Linked DNA regions of Mus musculus: all the other regions are linked to region 1. A link is a loop called in an ENCODE intact Hi-C map of the cell type or tissue named here. Cell type or tissue: heart. All regions are shown on one strand.

Region 1 (8,000 bases):
TGGAGGATTACTGAGATCGGATTATGAAAGCGCAGAGGAAGCTGACATCAAGCCAGCCATCTGGTGCCTCTTAGCTCCTTTCCCAGAGAGCAGGCAGAGCTCTATAAACCCCACCCCAGGACACGCCCTTCCAGGCTGATCTGACTTTGGCATGACCCCTGTCTCCCTGAAGGCTCTGTGGAGAAGCCACCCTTGTCTCTACCCAGCACCACTTCCCGCTGTTCCTCTGCCTACATGAAGTCCCTCCCCACCAAAAGCCCTGCAGAACAAATGTGCAGTTCCAAATAAGGCCGAGATCTCCGGTGGATTTTATAAGCTCACTGTACTTAGATATATCCCTCAGCCTTCTCACAAATTGGACAGTTGTTCAAACTGATACAAGCCATAAATATAATTAGCCATATGAATTAATGCAGCATGTGGTCTGAGCTGTGTTAAGTCCACTACTTTGTTTAAGGGAAACCACTGATACGCTACAACAAGCAGGGAAAAAAAAATCCTTGTATCTCACCAAATGTGGAATACAGAACAAGGTCTGAGACCCTTGTTAATGTGCACAAGTGAGTGAAGACCCTTCCAGGGACATTCAGTTAAGAAAGACCCACTTCGACTACCGTCTGCATCACCCTGCTACACAGACCGCAAACCTGGACAACGGTATTGATGGAATTTTAAAGACATGCTTCAGATATCCGGTTCATTGGCAGGTTGTCGGTGATAAGGGAGGCTTTGACTTTTCATTGTAGAAGATGAATAAGCCTTCTGACATTAGCCACTGAGAGAGAACTGTCTGCCACGGGCCAGATGCCTGATCAGACAAAACTGTGGCTCTGCCTCCTGCAACAAGGGCCCAGCCAGCACAAGATCCTGGGGTTTTTAAGCCCAGAACTTTATTATGTAAGGGACTTTCCTCTTTTACTTCTAAGGACGTTAAGAGCTCATCTTTCTCATCAATATCTTATTTCAGGCTCATAATTTAAGAATTTCTCTTTAAGATCCTGGCTCAGACATAAGAGAACAAGGGTCATTGTTCCTTTACCAGGACTCAATGGTGTTTTCAAAGCCTTGATCTCACTTGGCTACAACCAGCTGTAGTTAAAAACCAACTGATTTTTTTTAGCACTCTTGTACCTCTAAGCATCAGAATAAGGAATGACTGAAGGAGAAGGCTGACTTGTGGGTGCGTGTCCAACCATACCCAGCAGCTTCTCTCCCAGCATGCTCAGCTGGTCTGCGTTCAGACCTCTCTTGGTGACTGATGAAAACTGCCAACTCAACACCTCTGAGAGCTGGGACCACCACGCGCACGGGGGGTTCAGGAAGAAGGAGAGATTCTGCAGAGAAAACACCCAGAGGCTGGAGTTACAAAGGAGCCACCTGCCACAGACACAGCCTGCCCCAGAGCTCACTGCTGGTTTCTGTGACACACAGGCAGTCACAGCCGGGGATGAGAATCCTCAGAAATTAGCAGGTTCACGCTTGTGAGTCTATTTATTTATAACTCCAAAATCAATACTTGAGGCAAGTTTGTGGCCCCAGATTGATGTTCCTGGCTAAGATAGAACAAAACAACATCCTAGCTTTTTGTTGCAGCGCACAATTATCTTGGCCTCTCTGTTTTTCACATTTTTGTGATTTTTGTTATGACTTCATTGTTTAAAATGGCGCTAGGCATTGGGGGGGGACATCATGGAGAGAGTATAAGCTTCACTCAGGCACGTGGTATGGTGTAACAAGTCGCCAGACAGACTAGATAAGGTGCCTTTAAAAAGAAACACACTCACGTTACCTATACATGGGCTGCCAAGAATGCTGCGACTCAAGGGTTACAGAAGCTGAGCTCTAAATTTTCCCCTGGGAGCAATGATCCTGTATTTGATTAACCAGAGCTCCTGACTACTTTACAGAACACAGTATTTCCTAATGAGAACCAACGGACCAGTCTGCAGTGTCTTCCTGCTCTAAGAAAATGCATGTCCATTTAACAAGTGCATACATTTTAAAGCAAGCAACACAGAAGGACAGCCAGAAAAATAAAGCCATCGACTGCCTGAGTTGGAAAAATCACTGTTCCCGTGCCTGGCACATACGTGTGACTATTTTCCCATCACACAAGGTCCTCACTGGTGCCACGGGGCTTGGGACTATCTTCCCCAACATCTAGTGATGGGAGCAGGCAGCAGCAGCAGCAGCAGCAGCCTTGGTTAACCGTACTAAAGCACATGTGTTTTCCATACCCTGGGCTCTGTCACCAGCATGTTGTACCACAGGATAGACGCCCAGCCACTGGGGAGCTGGCTGACGTTGGAGATCACCACGACAGGAAGAGAGGTGGTCTGAAAGGGAACAAAGACCTTGGAATCATTTCAAGCTCCCTTCTAGTAGCTAAACACTCAACAGTGGCTAGCTAGCACAATCAGGACATTTCTTTTGCAAAATTTTAAGGTTAGTCCAACTCTCCAGCTTCCTAGATCATTAACGTCAACATAGTATTAGCTGGAAAAGACCACTTTGGGGAGAAGAGAGATGGTTCAGTAGTTAAGGGCACTGCCTGATCTTCCAGGGGCCCCAAGTTTGATTCCTAACACTCACATGGTGGCTTATAGCTGTCTGTAACTTGGGTCCCAGGGGATCTGATGCCCTCTTCCGGCCTCTGCAGGCACCACACATACATGTGGTGTACAGACATACATGCAGATAAAACATCCATACACAGAAAAGTTTTTAAATATTGATAATTTTAAAGGGATCCTATTTTTTAACAATTAGGTAAATAAGGCTGAAATAAAAACTGAAAAAATAAGCCTTTGTGGAAGTAAAGATAGCATGTTTTCTCCCTCAGGAAACTGTAACTCTTACCTCCAGGTCAATCACCAAGCCTGGCTGGCACAACTGGGTTTCAAAGCTAAGAGAGTGAAGTTCTTCGGTGACAATGAGAGGCCCCTTCCAAAACAAAAAGAAAAGAGCTCTCAAAACCCAAATAGGTTGTAGAGATCCTCAAACCAGCTGTGATCCAGAACTTGGACTTCAGAACTCAATAATACCCAGATTTTACTATCCCAAGCTTCCTGGTGTTCCCTCAAAGGCGTTTGTAATTATGGCAAGGATTATGTGTTCAGAGACAGAAACGCCAGTGGGAAAAGTGGCAACTACAAGTGGGTTTATCCACGAGCTATGACCCCTTGACCTCCAGCCATCTGCCGGCTCCCACAGACTGCACACCTGGCAGGGGCAGTGGAAGTGAGGGTGGGTCTTAATAGTCAGAGCCTCTCCTGAAAGTGCTAACCCACATATGTTTGATCCTAAGTGCTCTGGTTTGCTAGAAAGGGATAGTTTCAAAGTGACTTCCATACACAGCTCTTCTGTGTCACACCATCTTGGAACTATAGAGATAGCTGCTAGACCTAGAAGGTGACAAAGACTGCGAAGGAGGCGATGTCTGGGCTGCACAGACCAGCATTTGTCTTGTAGCTGCAGTGACCTCCAGTGGTCGTGAAATGGAACGTCAGCCAACAACGTGTGCTCCAAGGACAATTTCAAACCAACCCAGGCCCAGACTATCCCTCCGTTCATCTCTCATCCCCTTATTTTCTTACCCCCAAGTCCCCTCTCTCTGAGAAAGGGTTTCTCTATGTAACAGCCCTGGTTGTCCTGGAACTCTGTAGGCCAGGCTGGCCTTCAACTCAGAGATTCCCCTGCCTCTGCCTCCCAACTGCTGGGATTAAAGGCCTGCACTACCATGCCCAACCATTTCTCATTTTTCAGTCATCAAGAACATAACTTCTAAGGTCCAGGTTGTAAAAACAGGATCTATGACAAAGCAATGCTACGGTGTAGGGGATGCAATGGCAGGGAACCGTCGGCAACACTAGATCTTCAGACTCAGTCACCGTGCTGGCTAACTTCCTGTCAACCCGACACAAGCAAGAGTTATCCGAGAGGAGGGTACCTCAATTCAGGCAGTGCCCCTATAAGGTTCAGCTATATGGCATTTTCTTAATTGGTGATTGATGGGGAGGGCCCAGCCCACTGTGGGTGGCGGTGCCATCCCTGGACTGGGTTCTATAAGAGAGCAGGCTGAGCAAACTAGAGGAAGCAAGCCAGTAAGCAGCACCCCTCCGTAGCCTCTGCATCAGCTCCCATGGAGTGAAAATTCTGAAATTTTGGTTTCTTTTTAAAAAAAACACAGAAATATTCTGAGTATGTCTTCGTTTAAGCTCCAGGTAGGGGGACACGGGGCTGCTTGGGACTGTCCTCGGCAGCTGACTGACGTGCCTCATGCTATAGCAGAAGAAGCACAATTCTGCCAGCTAGAGATAGTTTCTGCAATCGTGTGACATTTGAAATTCTGGGAAGTTTCAGAGGATAAATAAATGCTAGGGCCCTGAGGAGCCTCGAATCCGCAGGAAGTAGTCTAACAATAACATCACTCCAACTTTCCAAGCCCGACTTTATTCTGGGATCTCTTTCCCTTCCTCTCTATCCTTTTTCTTCTCTCTCTCTTATCTAGTGTTAGGGGGTTGAAAGGGTGAGGTTTAAAAAGGGTGGAAGAAAGAAGAACCCACAAAGTAGCAAAAACCAGATGTCCTCCTGCCTCTATGTTCCTCCCTGCTTGAGTTTCTCTCCTGACTTCCTTCAGCAATGGACAATGTGGAAGTTAAGCCAAATAAACACTTTCCTCCCCATTTGCTTTTGTTCGCAGTGTTTCCTTGCAGCAGTGGAAACCCTAACCAAGGCAGTCACCTTCAGCCTCTCCAGCTCTTCTGTGCATTCTGGGGGAAACCATGCTAATGTCCGGGCCTTCATTTCTTTACCCAGGTGAACAATATGAAAGCCCACCACGCCCCGTCCGATTGGCTGTCTTTGTAGGGCCAATGAGACTGTGGGTTAAACTGCCTTTCAACCAGAAAGTACACAGGAGAGTGTTTTTTATCATCCCCACAGATACCCCGAGCCCTCTTCCACATCAGGTCCCAGGACGCTGATGCGTCCTCTCGGAACAGAACAGTTCTGTTAGGACCCGCTAGCCACCCAGAGATGCTCACCTCATTAGTTCTGTTCCCAGCGTTTTTCTGTTCCTTCAGTTGCTGTAAAAGAAGGAACCGAATGGCAGGTTAATCATTAGAGTTGATGTGTTTATTCACAGATCAGTTCCCAGTCATAACTAGAAAGAAAGGTGTGACAACCTCCTAGGAACAAGAGGGGGAAGTGCCTCTTCCTGAAGCCTGGCGAAGTGTGAGTAATCTGAGGGAGGGGACGCCCCAGAACCTAGGTCTGCTGCTCCTGCATGCAATGGGTGCCCAGCACCTTCAGCAGCGATTTCATGGCCCAGGCACACGAAACAGCTTCTGCAGTCTTCCAGCCTCTGCAGTCTTCCAGACCAGGCTCAGCACAGCAGGCTGACCTAGTCTCCTCGTTCAGATTTCAATCCTTGAGATTTAAAGGGCCAATCTGGACACGCTCAGATTTCCAAGCTGGACGGAGGCCCTCGCCTCACATGTCACTCCCGAGCTCTGAAATCTGTAGCTCACCAGCTGGTACCCAGCCCCAACACTGGGTTTATGGAGACCAGAGGAAAGTACCACCCTTCTACCCAATGGAACGAGGCCTCCTGCTCTTGCAGCATTCGTGGTCAAGCTGCTACACACTTGGAAGGCAGGAGAAGTGAGGACTGAAGTGGGGAATGGTTTCCTTAGAATGCTGCTGGAACCTCAGGGGCTGCTCGCAGAGGAGGCGGCAAGTGCTTATATAATTTATGCACATGCAAGTTTATAAAGCACTCTACTGAGGTCCGTACAGCCCCTGTCAAAACACACAGCCAGGAGACTCAGGAGATGAAGAAGGGACCAGCATCCCACCGTCGGGAAAGTATGGGGGTCAATCCTATAAGACTTCCAAAGGACCAGAGATGCATCAAGACATCAAACTGCTCTGCCTACCAGGTGTCGGAACTCAGCTGCCAGACTTCCGTTGGTGGATTCTTCCATGTTCATCACTTTTGTGTGCGTACCCAAGATGTTGAACTTCCGAAATCTATACAACGCAAGACACAAATCCTTAAAGTGCTTCAAACTACTAAACAAACAGGATAAGCAAAGTAGGGTGCAGATGCTATACCTACCCTTTAACTGTGTTTTTCTCGTTCACATCTCTGTAAAAAAATATGTAAATTTGAAGTAAGATTCAATAGATACAAAACAGATGCATATGATTACACAGTCATATAAATAAAAGAGAAAATGAATACATTGGCTGCGCCGGGGGAGGGGGGGAAACTCCCTGTGGTTTACGCTTCAACACACAGAAGACAGAGGCAGAAGACCATGAGTTCCAGGCCAGAGTGTGCTGCAGAGTAAGACTGGTCTCATAAATGCACATAAAGTATGTACAGAGTAATAGGGGCTCATCTACACTGTGGTCCCTGTCCCTTCAATCACTTGTTCCTTCCCACCCACGCCAATGAGATCAAGTAACACTGAATGTCATGGGTGGGAAGCCACCTGCCTGGCATTTCTCCCTCACACAGCCTGCTGCCAGCTCTACACTACAGGGGACTGTGAGGCATAAATGGCTAACAGGTGAAGGAGCTCAGGGAATTGCACGTCCCCTGTCTCAGCGCTAGTGACCCACAGACAGCAATGCTCTGTTGGCCCAGAAACGAGAGGACATCACAAAGCCACTAAGCTTTATCTCTTCCCCTGTCATCTGGAGTGATTTTGAGAAAAAATAACAAGATAGTGTTTTTCCCATTCTTTTTCCTTCAGTGCTGGCAACTAAACATAAGAGAATGCAGCAGGCTCCACTGGGCCTCACACCTACCCCTGTCGCTCCCCCTCACGCCTGCCCCAGATGTCTCTAACCTCACTCCAGGAACACCCTCCCTCTTGGCTACAGATGCACATGCCTGGATCTTTGAGTGTGTTGCACTAAGGGCATCTTCTCTGGGGATGGCCAGAGAGATGTAATGTGTGACGCCCAACTGCTTTAAGACTTGATGAAGGCAATCTCCTTTCCTCTGTTTGCTCTTTGGTTTATTCTAGTCTAGAGAGCACATGTTCTAGGCAAAGCTCCCAATCCTCAGAGAGAAGCCAGTTACCAACGTCTGCTAGGGTTGGCCCTGGGTAACCCATTAGGTGCCTCTCCTCACAGGCCATGGCCTCAGGACCTACAGTGCAGCCCTGGTCCTGGGAAGAATTTCCAGCCTGCTTATTTGACGGAGAGGTAAACAGAACTAGCATTTTAAATAGCTACTTAGATAAGATTACAGAAATCTTACTTGTCAAATGAGACTTTCACTTTCAAGTTATAGTTCAGCTCTTGCAATTTCACCAACAGTCTTGAAAGAAAAATAACAGTTGTTACCTTAACCAAAGCTATTGACTAAAATTTATTTATTATGCAAATTCCCCAACTGTGAACATTTATATAAACCACTCTCCCCACTTTTAGATTATGGTTGTTAAGATGAACTGACAAGTTTATATAGCTTTTTGGCTTTTAGAATCAGTTCCTAGCTGGCAATGCTGGGACAATTCTAACATTAAGCTCTAACAGAACACAGCACTGATTTTACACTCTAATCAGACATTAGTACAAACAGCTGCTTTTCTATATAACCCACCAACATAGTTTTAATCAAAATTTCCACTTCTGATCTATATGGGCAAAAAAAAAGTGAATATCACTCTTTACAAAACTTATATTTAATTCCCTGTGCTGTTGGGAGAAAATACAAAGCATCACCAAGAAATTAAATTACAACTACTACCCATAATCAGAAAACGGCAGGATGGCACCAGGGATGTAGAAAGAGTGTAGAAAGGACTCCATGTGCCTCTGCTCTGACAGCTAGAGACCTGGGGAGGAGCTTGGGGCCTCTGGTCAGGAGCAGGTGAGAGGAGTGGCCTTCCTCTTTCCTGTGCATTATGAACTCTAGACTCCACTGGTGTTTATGTGTGTCATAGGGCTGCCTGGCAGAGAAACAGTGTCCATGTACCCAC
Region 2 (8,000 bases), 600 kb before region 1:
AGGCTGAGCCAGGATGCTCATAGTTTTGCTACAGATACACACACACACACACACACACACACACGCACACACACACACACCTGCATGGTTTTGGTTTTGGTTTTTTTTCCTTTTTATTTGAGTGCAGGGTTGTTGTGTTTTTTTTTTGTTTTTTTGTTTTTGTCTTTTTTGTCTTACTCTCAAATTTACTTAAAAAATATTTCCTGTGTGATATGACCCTGGAGTCTGGGCTCTGTGGCACCAGCACTCTAAAGATTTTGTTTGCTTGTTTTTTTTTTTTTTCTGCTCATTCTCAAGCTACCTAGAATTCTGGCTCTACTCAAAGCTCTGTAATTCTAAATGATGTTTTTCTTTTCTCTAGATTATATTTGCTTTTGTGTTTTTGTTTTGTTTGTTACTGTATTTATCTTGTTTTGTTTTGTTTTGTTTTGTTTTGTTTTGACAGGGTTTCTCTGTGTAGTCCTAGCTATCCCGGAACTCACTCTTTAGACCAGACTGGTCTTGAACACAGAGACCTGCTTTCTTCTGTCCCCTTTAGTGCTGGCACTAAGGGTGGCACCACTGTCCTGCTTTAGATTATATTTACAATGCCCTGATCCTAAATAAGCTGAGTTAGATGAGTCTACATCATTAAGAACTTTATGATGTGTTTATAAAAAGATAGAGAAGGGGGATATATTCTATGGAGCTGTAGTCAGTCAGGTATGGAGGAAGAGGGGCCTCTGCAGGCCCATGCGGAATCATCACGTTCCCCTGAGGAACCAGCCACAGGACAGTATAGTATAGAGTATATTAAGGGCATGGGGAAGGGAGTTAAGAGGGTAGTAGAGACAGAGAAAGGCAGAGAGAGAGAGAGAGAGAGAGAGAGAGAGAGAGAGAGAGAGAGAAGAGAGAGAGAGAGAGGAAGAGGAAGAGGAAGAGGAAGAGGAAGAGGAAGAGGAAGAGGAAGAGGAAGAGGAAGAGGAGAGGAGAGGAGAGGCGAGGAGAGGAGAGGAGAGGAGAGGAGAAGAGAAGAGAAGAGAAGAGAAGAGAAGAGAAGAGAAGAAGAGGAGTAGAGGCCAGTCATGAGCATGGGGAGGGGAGGGAATGGGGAGAGGGCAGGAGCAGGAAGGGAAAAGTAAGAGCAAGAGAGCAAGGAGGGGGCAAGCAGCCTCTTTTATAGTAAGTTAGGCTTGCCTGACTGTTGCCAGGTAACTGTGGGGGCAAAGCTTAGACAGAATGCTAGCACTTTATCCCTTTCATTTCCTTTATAAATAAAATGTTTAATAAGCCAATCACCCCTGGACTGGCTTTGAGATCCATGTAGGTTTCACAAAGTTCCATACCCAGGCCACCAAGCTTGCTTTACTGCTCTGTGGTTGACATGTTGAAATTCTCTGAAAGTTTTACCTTCAGACAAGGCCATATGCATGATGGAGGGTTAAGTAGTTTTGAAACGATCCCTAACATTGCATGGTGACATATTTTGCTGTGATGAAAACACAAGGTATAGTCAGTGTCCCATGACAGTGTGACATGGCCCTCAACAGAACACAGATGTGAATTAGTGGCCTTGGCCACTGGGTTCCGAATCATATTCAAACCCCAGACACATCCAGAGCCACTGACAGAGCTTGAGTTGTGTGAGGTTGCCCTAAGGGCCTGAAAGCCACACTCTGAAGCCAGCTTACACATGGTTATTCCCTACCACCTGACCTTGCATAGTACCAGAGACCTTTGCCCCACACCTGCACAGGGTGCTTGTGTTGTGACAGAGCAAGCAGACTTTGGTCACTGGATACCAGACAGAATGAGAAGCCACCATGTGGCTCATGTTCTGCCCATCTCAAGGGAGACCTTTACTCATTGTTTTCCTGCTCTTTGAATGCTGGGGAAAAAATGGACTGAGCACAGGGTTCCCAGTGGAGGAGCTAGAGAAAGAACTCAAGGAGCTTGAAGGGGTTTGCAGCCCCATAGGAGGAACAACAATATGAACTAACCAGTACCCCCAGAGCTCACTGGGACTAAACCACCAACCAAGGAGTACACATGGAGGGACTCATGGCTCCAGCTGCATATATAGCAGAGTATGGCCTTGTGGAACATCAGTGAGAATAGAGGCCCTTGGTCCTGTGAAGGATCAATGCCCCACTATAGGGGAATGCCAGGACAGGGAAGCGGGAGTGGGTGGGTTAGTGAGTAGGTGGTGGGAGGATGGGATAAGGGTGTTTTCAGAGGGGAAATGAGGAAAGGAGAGAACACTTGAAATGTAAATAAAATACCTAGTACAAAATTTTAAAAAAGACAAATTTTTTAACTTACAAAATTATACTTTGATTTTCTCCTTTCTGTAATGAAGTAGAAGAGCTATACAGTATGTGTATATGCACAGATGCACATGTGTGTGTATGTATATATGTATGTGTGCTTGTGTGTGTGTTTTATCTCCTAGCTGTTTTATTCACAGTATCACAGCATCCATGATTTCAGGGGATCCTAGATGTCATGGCCACTGTGATTCAAAGCCAGCAGTTGACAAGTATATATTCATGACTAAGTATCATGGCCGGGTTTCACGGCATGCATGAAGAAGGCAATGGCACTCAGAAAAGATGTACAAGGAGGAAGGCTTACCACAGCCGGTATGATTTGTGTTATTTTCCTGTGTTGTCTAATCACTGATGCTGGAAAGGGTGACACGGAAAGAGGGAAGACAGGGCCACTTTGTTCCTCGTCTCCATGGTGCTTGCTCGCTGGTAAGCCCAAACATAGAGAAAAGTGATAGAATGTGTGGTTAGTAAGCACTGGAATAAACCCACTGGATTAGTATCCTGCACTGTTTGTTTATGGTGCTCTAGCAACAATGAAATACATAGCATGAACTGTGAAGATTGAATTAAGAAAAGCTGGGCATAATTACACGAGTCTTTAATCCCAGCTTGGGGTACAGAGGCAGGCACACCTCTGTGAATTCAAGGCCAGACTGGTTTACTTAGGAAGATCTTATCTCAAAAGAATAAAAAAAAAAAAAAAAAAGAGGGATTTTTGACGTTTTCACATATGTGTTAAACACATCTGCGTTGAAAACAGGTGTTAATGCAATATAAAGATGAGTGGCTAATATTCTTTACCCAGAATGAGGTTAAATATACTCCAAAAGAAAAGGAAATGGTTTTCCATTTGTACTTTAATGGCACCTGTCCCTGCTTTTGGAGTGATCCTCACCTCCAACCCATTTCTCCCTGTACTGTCCCCACAACGGCAATTATTTAGGTCTCAACACTCGATTTTCCACTTATGATCTTACTAGATGTTGTAATTATCTTCTAGTTCGTAGCCTGGCCCAAACCCAAGCCTCAGGGGAATTTAGGATTACTTCAACTGATAGTTCTTTTTAGATAGAGGAAACCTTGATGGTGTTTCAGGATTTACTGTAAAGCTCACACTGCCCACCAGGGGGCACTAACATTTTTTTGTGCAGGCTGATGCAGCTTAAAGACCAATTGTGGAAGTTCCTGACTCTGTTAACCACTTCCAATTGATTACTTTGTAATAACTAAGTTTTAAATGAATCACCTTCCTCAAAAGACCTCTCACTGTGTTTTAAACAAACTGCTTTCCTTAACTCATACCTTTTACTGAGTTTTAAGGTGTTTATTAAAACTCCTTTAAGATATGGAAACTATGGAGAAAAAAACAAAACAAAACAAAACAAAAAACAACATCCAGATTTGACTACTGCATAACACAGAGTTAATTTGTGGAGTTCTTTCTCCGTTGCATAAAGGAACAAGGATTTAAGCCACAGAGTAGAGGGGCCATTTGCAGGATATACTGACTAAGGACTGGAATACACAAGCAATAAAGATCTTTCACAATAAAGTCAACAGGAACAACAGAGAAGGCCAGGTGAAAAGGGCCTCTAAATCCTTGTAAAAGAAAATATTTAAATGATCAGTAAGTACATGAAAGTACTGGCTAGTTTTGTGTCAACTTGACACAGGCTGGAGTTATCACAGAGAAAGGAGCTTCAGTTGGGGAAATGCCTCCATGAGATCCAGCTGTAAGGCATTTTCTCAATTAGTGATCAAGGGGGGAGGTCCCCTTGTGGGTGGTGCCATCTCTGGGCTGGTAGTCTTGGTTCTATAAGAGAGCAGGCTGAGCAAGCCAGGGGAAGCAAGCCAGTAAGGAACATCCCTCCATGGCCTCTGCATCAGCTCCTGCTTCCTGACCTGCTTGAGTTCCAGTCCTGACTTCCTATAGTGATGAACAGCAGTATGGAAGTGTAAGCTGAATAAACCCTTTCCTCCTGAACTTGCTTCTTGGTCATGATGTTTTGTCCAGGAATAGAAATCCTGACTAAGACAGCAACCAATGTCACTAGTTATCAGAAAAGTGCACCAAACCCTCATAGAAACTAAAATTCTCTTGCAAGTCAGGTATGGTAGTCTGCACCTCTGCCCCTAGCATAGAAGAGGCAGAGGCAAAAGAATTCCTGTGAGTTCCAGCCTAACCTAGCTATAGAGTGAGTGCCAAGCCAGCCTGCCCACATAGTTTTAGGTGGAGCTTGTCTTATAGCCTAAATAAGTAAAATAAAGTTTATTTACACTCATGGTGGGAATATGGATTCGTGCAATTACTTTAGGAAAATGCTCATCAGTATTTAATAAAGTTGAATATATGCATATTCTATAACCTCTTTCTTAATACTTAACATGTGAATATATACCAAAAGATGTGTACTATTCACACCAGCCAACATCTGCAGCAGAGTGAGTAGATGCATTATGGTGTGCTGAGATGGAATGACATAGCATGGATGACTGATAATTTCAGAATGATAAATGAGAGCAACACACACAAGTACACACAGTACAAAACCTGGGGCTATAATTAAAGAGGGTTGGTTGTGAGCTGCCATGTGGGTGCTAGGACATGAACTCAGGTCCTCCAGAAGAGCAGCCAGTGCCCTTAACTTCCCAGCCATCTCTGGCTCCAGGAATGCAGGTATTCTTAGCTGAAGAAAGCAAGCAGGCCCAAGCCTGCACTACTATTCTGGTGCTAAGAATTACCACTCTTACTCCATTCAAGATTGTCAGAGTTCCCTATAGAACCAGTTCAAGATGTGGGATTATACAGCCTGGTCAGTCAGTCAGGATCTCTCCCTGTCTTCTCTCTTCCTACCTCTCCTCTTCTCACAAGCACTGGTTCAGTTACATAGTAATCTTAGTCAGCATCCCTAAGAGCCCAAGCTGCAGAGTCAGAGTAGTGTTAACAGCAAGGGGTTCTGGGCACCAGCAGCTTTCTCCCTCTACCCCAGTGGCAAATGTAAACTCTTCATAAAACCAGGTTCATGTATTTGACATAAATAGGTTTTATCTCACTTTAAAATGTCATAACAAAGCCAAGCCTGGTGACACGGACCTGTCGTCTCAGCTTCTTGGGAGGCCAGGGGTAGAAAAATTGCAAGATCAAAGCCAGCCTGGGCAGCTTAATGAGGTTTTGTCTCAAAATAAAACATTAAAGAGGCAGAGGGGTACTGAGGATATAGTTCCAGGGCAGTGTGATCATCTGGCCTAGATTCAACCTCCAGCCCTGCAAATTAAGAAAAAGGCATATGCTGATGAGTGTGCTCAAGGAATATGTGCGTGACCTGAATGCTTCTCTGTAACATTAAGTGTTAGAAGAAGAAGTTTAGGGTATGTATTGATAGAGAAGGTGTTCTAAGTGACATCACCAAGAGAAGATGGGGACTAAGAGCCCTCTTTCCTGAGTCCTTGCCAACATGGAGGACAAGTGGGCTGTGCCACCTGACCTGGATAAGGACTGGTGAGGCCAAGTGCTCAAACCCTTGCAATCTCAGGAATCTGAGAGCAACAGCAGTGGAGCTACGTGCTCCCTGTCTCTGTGAACCGGTAACCATGACACCCAACTGTGAGGACCATGTGCAACACCCGGAGTCCTTCCCCATGCAAAGAGAGCATCACAAACACTTTGAACATAGTCAATAGTAAACACTTACACACCAATCCCATCCCACTCCCCAAGGTTTATATAGTCCATGACTACATGGAGTAATGAAGCACACATGTTATTTCACCAAGAATCGTCTCAGAATTGCTGTCCTTACTGAGCTATAACACGTAGGGAAGACCTCTCTCCTGATGTACTCATCATTGGATCTTGGGCCTGCCTGGCCGGTGGGGCTCTCCTTGTCCACAGAGGCTCACATCAGCGTGGTGGCAGCTGATGGTGCAGCTGTTGTGGGACCCAGGATCCAGGCTACCTGCCTCACCCAGGCTGCCCAAACCTTTTAATTCCTCTTTTAAGAGCTGTAACACTCGTGGCATTCCCTGCCTGCCTGGAACCCTATGGAACCTATCTATCCCAGGCTCCACTTCACAGCTCACACCCCAGAGGGAAGGGGACAGGCTGCTGACTTCCTGACGCTGGTATTATCCTGCTGGTGTACTGGCAATATCCAGACACTCTGCAGAGAGGCAGTACACAGGACCACAGCAACACTTGATCATCACACACATACATATATGGCAGAGAAAGGCCAGCTCAGGGTTACATTTGATTGTTCTTTGAGTTGAGTCATATCCTACTGAATACTCCTCTGTTATCTGTAAGGAGGGATGCCCATGTATTCCTTAGATTGTACTATCTTGTTGTTCAGGACATATAAAACTTTAAAGGCCTATATGGTAGTATCACTTGCAAAAATTATGGAGAAGCAAGTTTGAACTCAATTCAAGAAGCTGCCAAGGGATTTGGGATATTCAACTATGGAAAGAATTCTCTTTGTCTTCTAACCACACCAATCTAGCAGCCATAGAGAAAGGGGAAACCCAGATGGTCTTTCTCGGGCTCCAGCCATCACAGCGACCTTTTATGGCGAATCATATTTTCTCTGTTGGCTTTTGTTTTTCAGGATCTAATTCATCTTTAAGTACAGCCGTCCATCACTCTAGCACCTATTGAAAAGTTTTTCCCTATGTTCATAGCAGCCTTATTTATAATAGCCAGAAGCTGGAAGGAACCCAGATGCCCCTCAACAGAGGAATGGATACAGAAGATGTGGTACATCTACACAATGGAGTACTACTCAGCTATTAAAAAGAATGAATTTATGAAATTCCTGGCCAAATGGATGGACCTGGAGGGCATCATCCTGAGTGAGGTAACACATTCACAAAGGAACTCACACAATATGTACTCACTGATAAGTGGATATTAGCCCAAAACCTAAGATACCCAAGATATAAGATACAATTTCCTAAACACATGAAACTCAAGAAAAATGAAGACTGAAGTGTGAACACTATGCCCCTCCTTAGAAGTGGGAGCAAAACACCCTTGGAAGGAGTTACAGAGACAAAGTTTGGAGCTGAGATAAAAGGATGGACCATGTAGACACTACCATATCCGGGGATCCATCCCATAATCAGCTTCCAAATGCTGACACCATTGCATACACTAGCAAGATTATGCTGAAAGGACCCTGATATAGCTGTCTCTTGTCAGAGTATGCCTGGACCTAGCAAGCATAGAAGTGGATGCTCACAGTCGGCTATTGGATGGATCACATGGCCCCCAATGAAGGAGCTAGAGAAAGTACCAAAGAAGCTAAAGGGATCTGCAACACTATAGGTGGAACAACATTATGAACTAACCAGTACCCCGGAGCTCTTGACTCTAGCTGCATATGCATCAAAAGATGGCCTAGTCGGCCATCACTGGAAAGAGAGGCCCATTGGACACGCAAACTTTATATGCCCCAGTACAGGGGAACGCCAGGGCCATAAAAGGGGAGTGGGTGGGTAGGGGAGAGGGGGTGGGTGGCTATGGGGGACTTTTGGTATAGCATTGCAAATGTAAATGAGCGAAATACCTAATAAAAAATGGAAAAAAAAAAAAAAAAAAAAAAAAAAAAAAGAAAAGTTTTTCCTTTCTCTATGGAATTGGCTTGGTGGCTGCTCTGGCTTGCTGTGTCTTGAGTATGTTCTAGATGGGTT
Region 3 (8,000 bases), 88 kb before region 1:
TGCTAGGCCCCGGCTTAGTCTCACAAGAGACAGCTACATCTGGGTCCTTTCAATAAAATCTTGCTAGTGTATGCAATGGTGTCAGCGTTTGGATGCTGATTATGGGGTGGATCCCTGGATATGGCAGTCTCTACATGGTCCATCCTTTCATCTCAGCTCCAAACTTTGTCTCTGTAACTCCTTCCATGGGTGTTTTGTTCCCAATTCTAAGGAGGGGCATAGTGTCCACACTTCAGTCTTCATTTTTCTTGAGTTTCATGTGTTTAGCAAATTGTATCTTATATCTTGGGTATCCTAGGTTTTGGGCTAATATCCACTTATCAGTGAGTACATATTGTGTGAGTTCCTTTGTGAATGTGTTACCTCACTCAGGATGATGCCCTCCAGGTCCATCCATTTGGCTAGGAATTTCATAAATTCATTCTTTTTAATAGCTGAGTAGTACTCCATTGTGTAGATGTACCACATTTTCTGTATCCATTCCTCTGTTGAGGGGCATCTGGGTTCTTTCCAGCTTCTGGCTATTATAAATAAGGCTGCTATGAACATAGTGGAGCATGTGTCCTTCTTACCAGTTGGGGCATCTTCTGGATATATGCCCAGGAGAGGTATTGCTGGATCCTCCGGTAGTACTATGTCCAATTTTCTGAGGAACCGCCAGACTGATTTCCAGAGTGGTTGTACAAGCCTGCAATCCCACCAACAATGGAGGAGTGTTCCTCTTTCTCCACATCCACGCCAGCATCTGCTGTCACCTGAATTTTTGATCTTAGCAATTCTGACTGGTGTGAGGTGGAATCTCAGGGTTGTTTTGATTTGCATTTCCCTGATGATTAAGGATGTTGAACATTTTTTCAGGTGCTTCTCTGCCATTCGGTATTCCTCAGGTGAGAATTCTTTGTTCAGTTCTGAGCCCCATTTTTTAATGGGGTTATTTGATTTTCTGAAGTCCACCTTCTTGAGTTCTTTATATATGTTGGATATTAGTCCCCTATCTGATTTAGGATAGGTAAAGATCCTTTCCCAATCTGTTGGTGGTCTCTTTGTCTTATTGACGGTGTCTTTTGCCTTGCAGAAACTTTGGAGTTTCATTAGGTCCCATTTGTCAATTCTCGATCTTACAGCACAAGCCATTGCTGTTCTGTTCAGGAATTTTTCCCCTGTGCCCATATCTTCAAGGCTTTCCCCCACTTTCTCCTCTATAAGTTTCAGTGTCTCTGGTTTTATGTGAAGTTCCTTGATCCACTTAGATTTGACCTTAGTACAAGGAGATAAGTATGGATCGATTCGCATTCTTCTACACGATAACAACCAGTTGTGCCAGCACCAATTGTTGAAAATGCTGTCTTTCTTCCACTGGATGGTTTTAGCTCCCTTGTCGAAGATCAAGTGACCATAGGTGTGTGGGTTCATTTCTGGGTCTTCAATTCTATTCCATTGGTCTACTTGTCTGTCTCTATACCAGTACCATGCAGTTTTTATCACAATTGCTCTGTAGTAAAGCTTTAGGTCAGGCATGGTGATTCCACCAGAGGTTCTTTTATCCTTGAGAAGAGTTTTTGCTATCCTAGGTTTTTGTTATTCCAGATGAATTTGCAAATTGCTCCTTCTAATTCGTTGAAGAATTGAGTTGGAATTTTGATGGGGATTGCATTGAATCTGTAGATTGCTTTTGGCAAGATAGCCATTTTTACAATGTTGATCCTGCCAATCCATGAGCATGGGAGATCTTTCCATCTTCTGAGATCTTCTTTAATTTCTTTCTTCAGAGACTTGAAGTTTTTATCATACAGATCTTTCACTTCCTTAGTTAGAGTCACGCCGAGATATTTTATATTATTTGTGACTATTGAGAAGGGTGTTGTTTCCCTAATTTCTTTCTCAGTCTGTTTATTCTTTGTGTAGAGAAAGGCCATTGACTTGTTTGAGTTTATTTTATATCCAGCTACTTCACCGAAGCTGTTTATCAGGTTTAGGAGTTCTCTGGTGGAATTTTTAGGGTCACTTATATATACTATCATATCATCTCAGCAGCGTTTTTCAACAAGGCTTATATAGGCCTGTAAAAGCAGGAAGTAGCAGTGGAAAGCTGTTTAAAGGTTTCCTGAGCCTTCTACACTTAAACTAGAATTTTAAACAAACCAAGATAAAGAGTGTCAGGAAGGTCTTTTCAACTTTAGTCTGAGGCAATGCTTCTCACCCTTCCTAATGCTGTGACCCTTTAATACAGTTCCTCACATTGTGGTGACCCCCCCACACATACACCATAAAGTTATTTTAATTGCAACTTCTTAACTATAATTTTGCTACTGTTATGAATCATAATGTTAAGTATCTGTTTTCTGAAGGTCCTAGGTGACCCTGTGAAAGGGTCACCCAAACCCCCAAAGGGGACATGACCCGTAGTTTGTGAGTCAGTGTTCTAAGAAGAGTGACTTTCTACTTTCCTCTTGGACAACTATCACTAAGCTCAATGTTTGTGGAAAAGAGGATGGGTAATGTATAGAGAGAGGGTATGTTACAATCTTGAGGCATTAGCTAGCCTTTCCTGGCCACGAAGAAGACAGATGCTCAGGGGCAAGCTCAGTAACATTCTTCAGCATATAGCAGAAGCAAAGTACACACATTCCAGTTCCACCCTTGGATGGTTACGTCAACAGGCCTGTGGAACTGCATCCTACTTAGCAAAGTAGAAGTTCAAGAGAGTCTCTGACGGCCTAACACGCAGAACATTTCTTCTTGCAGGTATTTCCTTAGATTATTATATGTGTATAAAGTATTTTGATACTGGTAGTTTGGATAACAGGTGATATGGTTAATTTTAATATAATGCAAACACAGTTTCCAAAGTTGTATGAATAAATATTGTTGAAGATAAAAATATCTAAGATTAGAAGAATCAAAGTTTCCTGCCATATTTCTATTCAGTTTGTAATAGTTTTGATTTGTTGTAGCTTTCTTGTTAGTTGTTTTATTATTACCTCAGATGTCCAACCTTGGTAAACTCAGGTCTTCCAAATGTTAGAAGTAACATTTGCCCTTTCTTATCAGTTCATTCTGAAAAGTAGAAACTCTAAAAATAGTCTACCAATGCATGTCTTTTCTTTACTTTTATCTTTTTCTTTTTCTATTCTTGTCTGTTTGCATGCATGCACATATGTGCAGCTCACTTTCCTCTGTGTGGAGGTCAGAGGTTCTAAAATTCACCAATTCAGCTAGCGTGACTAGCTCTGAGTCCTAGGGACTTGTCTCCACTCCAGGCATGGTTTGTAGGTAAGTGCCTGAGGTCGGACCTGCAGATCCTCATGCTTGAGCAGGGAGCCCTTCTACCCACTGAGTCATATCCTAAGTTCCTAATTGTTAAATATACTAGAAAGTGTTTAAACCTTTAATCATCAGAAGTCATTTCATTGAGCAATGGAAGAAACTAGGAAGAACTGGCATGAAAACGTTGACTGGATTGGTGAGTAGTCTGGATGGGGTTGAGAAAAAAGAGAAAAGAGGCAGTAAAAACAGATAACTAGTTTGTAAGAAACTGAACAACACTAAGGTTTGAAAGCAACCCATAAGTTAGAAAGACAAAGTTAGATATTATTAAGGGTAACATTTGCTATCTCTCCCCTAGAATGTATTGTTTTTCCTAAATATATAACTTTGATTCACTAATATTAATATTTTTGACAAACTAACCTTAAGCAATAATAAAAGCCACCCAAGTAATATAAAATTCTGGCTTTTTTTCCCCCCACAAGGTCATTTCCTTCACACTTTTTATTTTTATCTAAAGAGCAGGTTGAAAACAAAACAAAAACTTGAGCATGACAAGCCTGTAGGCACAGTCAGATTCTTTGGTTACTAATCTCGTTCAACATGTACAGATTGATTGGATTACTAAATCTGGTGAATTACATATCCTGCTAACTTTGGTGAATCTATGCATTTAAGCCTATCTGTTTCAGGAAATGGTTTAAAAAGCGGTTTTAGTCCTGAGTGGTATATGTGTGCAGACTCAGGAAACATATGATGCACACACATCTAAAAGGATACATGGATGAGGTGATGCTGTGCTGAAACAGTTTTGAGACATGGTATTCAGATGCTTCTATTTTAAAATGGCTTTTAAAATAGAAAAAGGATCTGCAGTATTTTGCTTTCAAGTCAACTGGTACTAATGAAATAATCGCCGTTCAAAAGATTTGGAGAAATCTTGTAGAAGATAGAAGAGATCCACCCTTACTCTGGCTTTTTCTCTATTCTTCGTTGTTCCTACGCTCAAACGTTCTAAATGTCTTAAGTTGCATAGCTGAAAGGATTTTGCTCATTTTTTCCAAAACATTTCGCTTCTGGGCAGTAGCCAACCATGGAAAGTTTTAAGCACATTTGGGAGAGGGATGAAGCTAGTCAGGGCGGCCTTGGCAGAACCGATGCCTTCAGAGGGGCGGACACATTCCCCTAACCGAGGGGGCGAGCAGTAGGTTTGGACCAGACGATCTGCCACCGCCAGCCTCCCTCCAGCCTTGGGCGGCCTGAACAGGCGCACTCCAGCTTCCTCAATAGCTGGAGGACGTGCTTCCCTGGAGCGCACCTGCCTGGTGAATGGCCAGACTCCGGAGCTACGGGTCCTCGCCCAGCTTGGCCTCAGGTGGCCCGAGGCAAGGGGGAAGAGCGGTCGGCGGGGCTGACACACGTCAGTCGTCCTTCTCCCCGCCCTCCAGGACCCAGCGGGACTGCGTACGGGCGCGGAGACAAATTTGACCGATTCTCTAGCCAATCAGAAGAGAGGTCGGCAGGCTGAGCCAATGGAAGAGCTTGCAGGGGGCAGGCCGTCAGCGTCCTCCCGCCCCCGGTTGGTGAGCCTGGTATGTCTCCAGCCCTCCCTTGAGCGTCAGTCTCAGTGCGGAGCTCGCGGCGGCCAGAGCAACTTCGGCTGGCTGCAGGCTGGGCGGCGGCGGCGGCGAGGGCGGCGGCGTTGGCGGCGGGAGCGGCGGAGCTGGGGCCACACCCCGTCCCGGACTTTTTCTCTTTCCAGTCCTCTCCCCGCCGTGCGGGACACGGTTCCGGGAGCAGAGCGGCCGCCCACGCCCCAAGCATCCTCATCTGACGAGCGGGCGCCGGCGGTATGATGCGGCTGCGAGGCTCGGCGATGCTACGGGAGCTGCTCTTAAGGCCGCCCGCCGCCGTCGGAGCCGTCCTGCGGCGCGCGCAGCCCCTCGGCACGCTGTGCCGGCGCCCCCGGGGCGGGAGCCGGCCGACCGCTGGCCTGGTGGCCGCTGCGCGACTCCACCCGTGGTGGGGCGGGGGCGGCCGCGCGAAGGGCCCCGGCGCGGGCGGCCTGTCCAGTTCGCCCTCGGAGATCCTACAGGAGCTGGGGAAGGGGGGTACGCCGCCACAGCAGCAGCAGCAGCAGCAGCAGCAGCCAGGGGCGTCGCCACCCGCAGCCCCGGGCCCCAAGGACAGCCCGGGGGAGACCGACGCGTTCGGCAACAGCGAGGGCAAGGAGATGGTGGCCGCGGGCGACAAGTGAGTTGCGTGGGTGAGGCTGAGGGGAGGGGTCGGGCCCTGGGCGGTGGGCGGTGGCGGTGCGGCTTAGCAACGGAGGTTCGCGGAAGAGAAAGAAAGCGATGCCAGGCGGCCTGCGACGGCTGTGCCATGTGATTAGGCCCGGCCCCGCCCGCGCCCCTCGCCTGCTCCCACTTCCCCTCCGTGGCCGGCGCGAGTCGCCCCGGGGTGACGGGTGAGCGCCGGGAGGGTCTTGCCTGCTGAAGCCCCTGCCGGGCAGAGGCTGCTGTCCGGCCGCGCCGCGTGCTCAGCGCCCCGGCTCTGCGAGGGTGATGCCACGCGAACCTCCATCTCTCCCGAGTGACATTGAGGAGTCGGGCGTAGAGCGGAGCTTCTACCTTCCCGATTCACCTTTTTGCCAGGCCGCAGTTCCCCCATTCTGTAAGCCTCCACCACCATCCCACTGGATGCCAGATGTGGCCTTGGGTTCTTAATCCTCCTGAGGTGGATCGTTTTGGCGTGCGTAGAGCCATCTGGGCCACCGGAAATAATGCTTCAGAAATGAGATTAGGCGGAATAGGGACATGTGGCCTAGAGGACGAGGAACGCAGCATGGACCACCTGTTCCTATCGGGACCAGTGATGGCTTGTCTGATGTCTTCTGTGCGGTGGACAGATTTTTAAAGGATAAAATTGTTTTAAAAGCACAAAAATAAGGTGACATAAAATACACAAAATCTAAGTAGTTTTAGGGACTTGATTGTGATAGGATGTTGACTCATTGTGTATATAGGGTGGGAATTTAGCCTAAGAGCAAAATTGAGTTTTCTTTGCTGAATGCTTTTGTGTAATATAGTTTCCCCAACTAGGTAAACACTGACTTTTAGGCTTTTTCTGTATCCTATTTTTCTGACTTTATACTGATATGGTGTATCCTGTTTTGCATTTTACTTCTCTTCCAGCTCTGCACAGTAGCTTAAGTCAAACTGAAAGTGTGAATTTTATGACTTCAATCTCAGGCCTGCTTAATGTTTCCTGTAATTGATGTGGGTACCTTCCTAAAACATTCCTGGTTATTTTCCCAGAGTGAAAATGTTATTTAAAACAAAATGAAACAACAACAAAAACCCTTAATAAGGAAAAAGGCACTTAATGATGGTATTCTGTGATAGTAGCTTTGTACCACAAACTACCTTGATGATCATGGGCACATTATTACATGTGTTGGATTAGATGACTCAAATCCCATTTAGTGTTTTTGTTTTGTTTTGCTTTTCAAGACAGGGTTTCTCTGTGAAGCCCTGGCTGCCCTGAAACTCACTCTGTAGACCAAGCTGGCCTCGAACTCAGGGATATGCCTGCCTCTGCCTCCCAAGTGCTGGGATTAATAAAGGCATGTGCAACCTCCTCCAGGCTTTGTTTTGTTTTCAAAACCTACACTTTGGTTACATTTGCACCTCTAATGTTTTAGAAAGTAGAAGATGTATTGTTTGTTTAGTCAAATACCTTACCTTCACCTTACCATCATTTGGTTTACACACATGCACAAACACATGTTTACTCTTAACAGTTAATATCCAGGTTGCAGGATGGGAGGGTACTTTCTATTAAAGTACCCTGGTTCGGGGGTGGGAGGGATTTTTGTTTTTGTTTTCCAAATTACTCTAGTGTCATTTTTAAAAAGAAAAAAAATCAGATAGGAAAATGAAGTTTTGTTTACCTAGAAGTTTCTGGTTTCATCGCCCTATTGGTATTAATAAATCATCTCAAAGCAATAATTTAGGAGTGCTATCTTGGCTAATGCTCCATCCTGTTCCCTCTCATCTTGCCCTGGGGAAGAACCCAGTTTAGGGAGGGAATTCCTCAAGAGTTGCTCAGATTCCTGGAGAGTGTTAGGTGCTAATAAGATAACTTTATTTACCTTAGTTAAGGGACTAGATGTGTGTGTATGTGTGTGCACACCAAAATTTAGATAACAACTAAACAGGTTCAGAAACAATTCAGAAAGGATGATAAGATAGTCCTGAGAGCTTTTAATCAAGGATTTGGTTCAAGCCACAACTGCCATGAATGTATGTAAAATGAAGATAGGAAGAAAGTATTATAACTTTGTTAAAGTTTCTGTTTGATGTGTTTTCCAGAAGTAAAGTTTCCCTCTTTTGAACGCTTTCATTTTCTGTGCATTTCTCTCACCAAGGCAAGGGGGTCAGCTCCTCTTAGATCCAGTTATCCCTTTCTAAATGGTCAGCCTCTAGAGCATGGACCTTCCTTAGTCAGCAGCACATAGGGCTGCCAGACTTCATAGTGTTACTAAGAAATGGCCATGTGAAAATTAAGAGTTGCTGCTTTATACAGTGGGCATGTGTTGAAAACTATATAGCTTTATTCACTAAATAACAATTTGTTCTTTTACTCTAAAAACCTGTTCTGGGTGTTGATATTTGAATTTCAGACTGTGTCAATTTTTATTTTTAGTTCCCAAAGAAAGTTTGTCTTGAAAT

The links. A loop is a pair of places that touch in the nucleus more often than their neighbours do. Peaks named below come from ENCODE experiments on the same cell type or tissue, not always from the same donor. Only the 100,000 strongest peaks of a DNase experiment are listed, where the experiment ranks them.
Region 2: a loop joins it to region 1, with 3.0 times the contacts of the local background. A loop is called at or near these places in 2 of 42 quality-filtered maps.
Region 3: a loop joins it to region 1, with 2.6 times the contacts of the local background. A loop is called at or near these places in 5 of 42 quality-filtered maps.

The regions. Positions count from the first base shown.
Region 1 is chr1:52,142,237-52,150,236 of GRCm38, reverse strand. Stat1 (signal transducer and activator of transcription 1) reads right to left here. Exons shown (of 25, transcript NM_009283.4): 12 at 7,277-7,336; 13 at 6,122-6,151; 14 at 5,940-6,033; 15 at 5,046-5,087; 16 at 2,860-2,943; 17 at 2,238-2,336; 18 at 1,199-1,334. Among named protein-coding and RNA genes, the nearest start is that of Stat1, 27 kb to the right of the region's middle. In heart, CTCF peaks have their summits at 2,646 (motif pointing left) and 3,490 (motif pointing left); a DNase peak (open chromatin) is centred at 116; H3K27ac peaks cover 3,057 bases.
Region 2 is chr1:52,743,895-52,751,894 of GRCm38, reverse strand. No RefSeq gene overlaps it. Among named protein-coding and RNA genes, the nearest start is that of Mfsd6, 21 kb to the right of the region's middle. In heart, a CTCF peak has its summit at 3,425 (motif pointing right); no DNase peak of the experiment used is centred here.
Region 3 is chr1:52,230,112-52,238,111 of GRCm38, reverse strand. Gls (glutaminase) reads left to right here and starts at 4,880. Exons shown (of 18, transcript NM_001081081.2): 1 at 4,880-5,520. The coding sequence starts at 5,120. In heart, no CTCF peak of the experiment used is centred here; DNase peaks (open chromatin) are centred at 4,771 and 5,601; H3K4me3 peaks cover 3,135 bases; H3K27ac peaks cover 2,588 bases.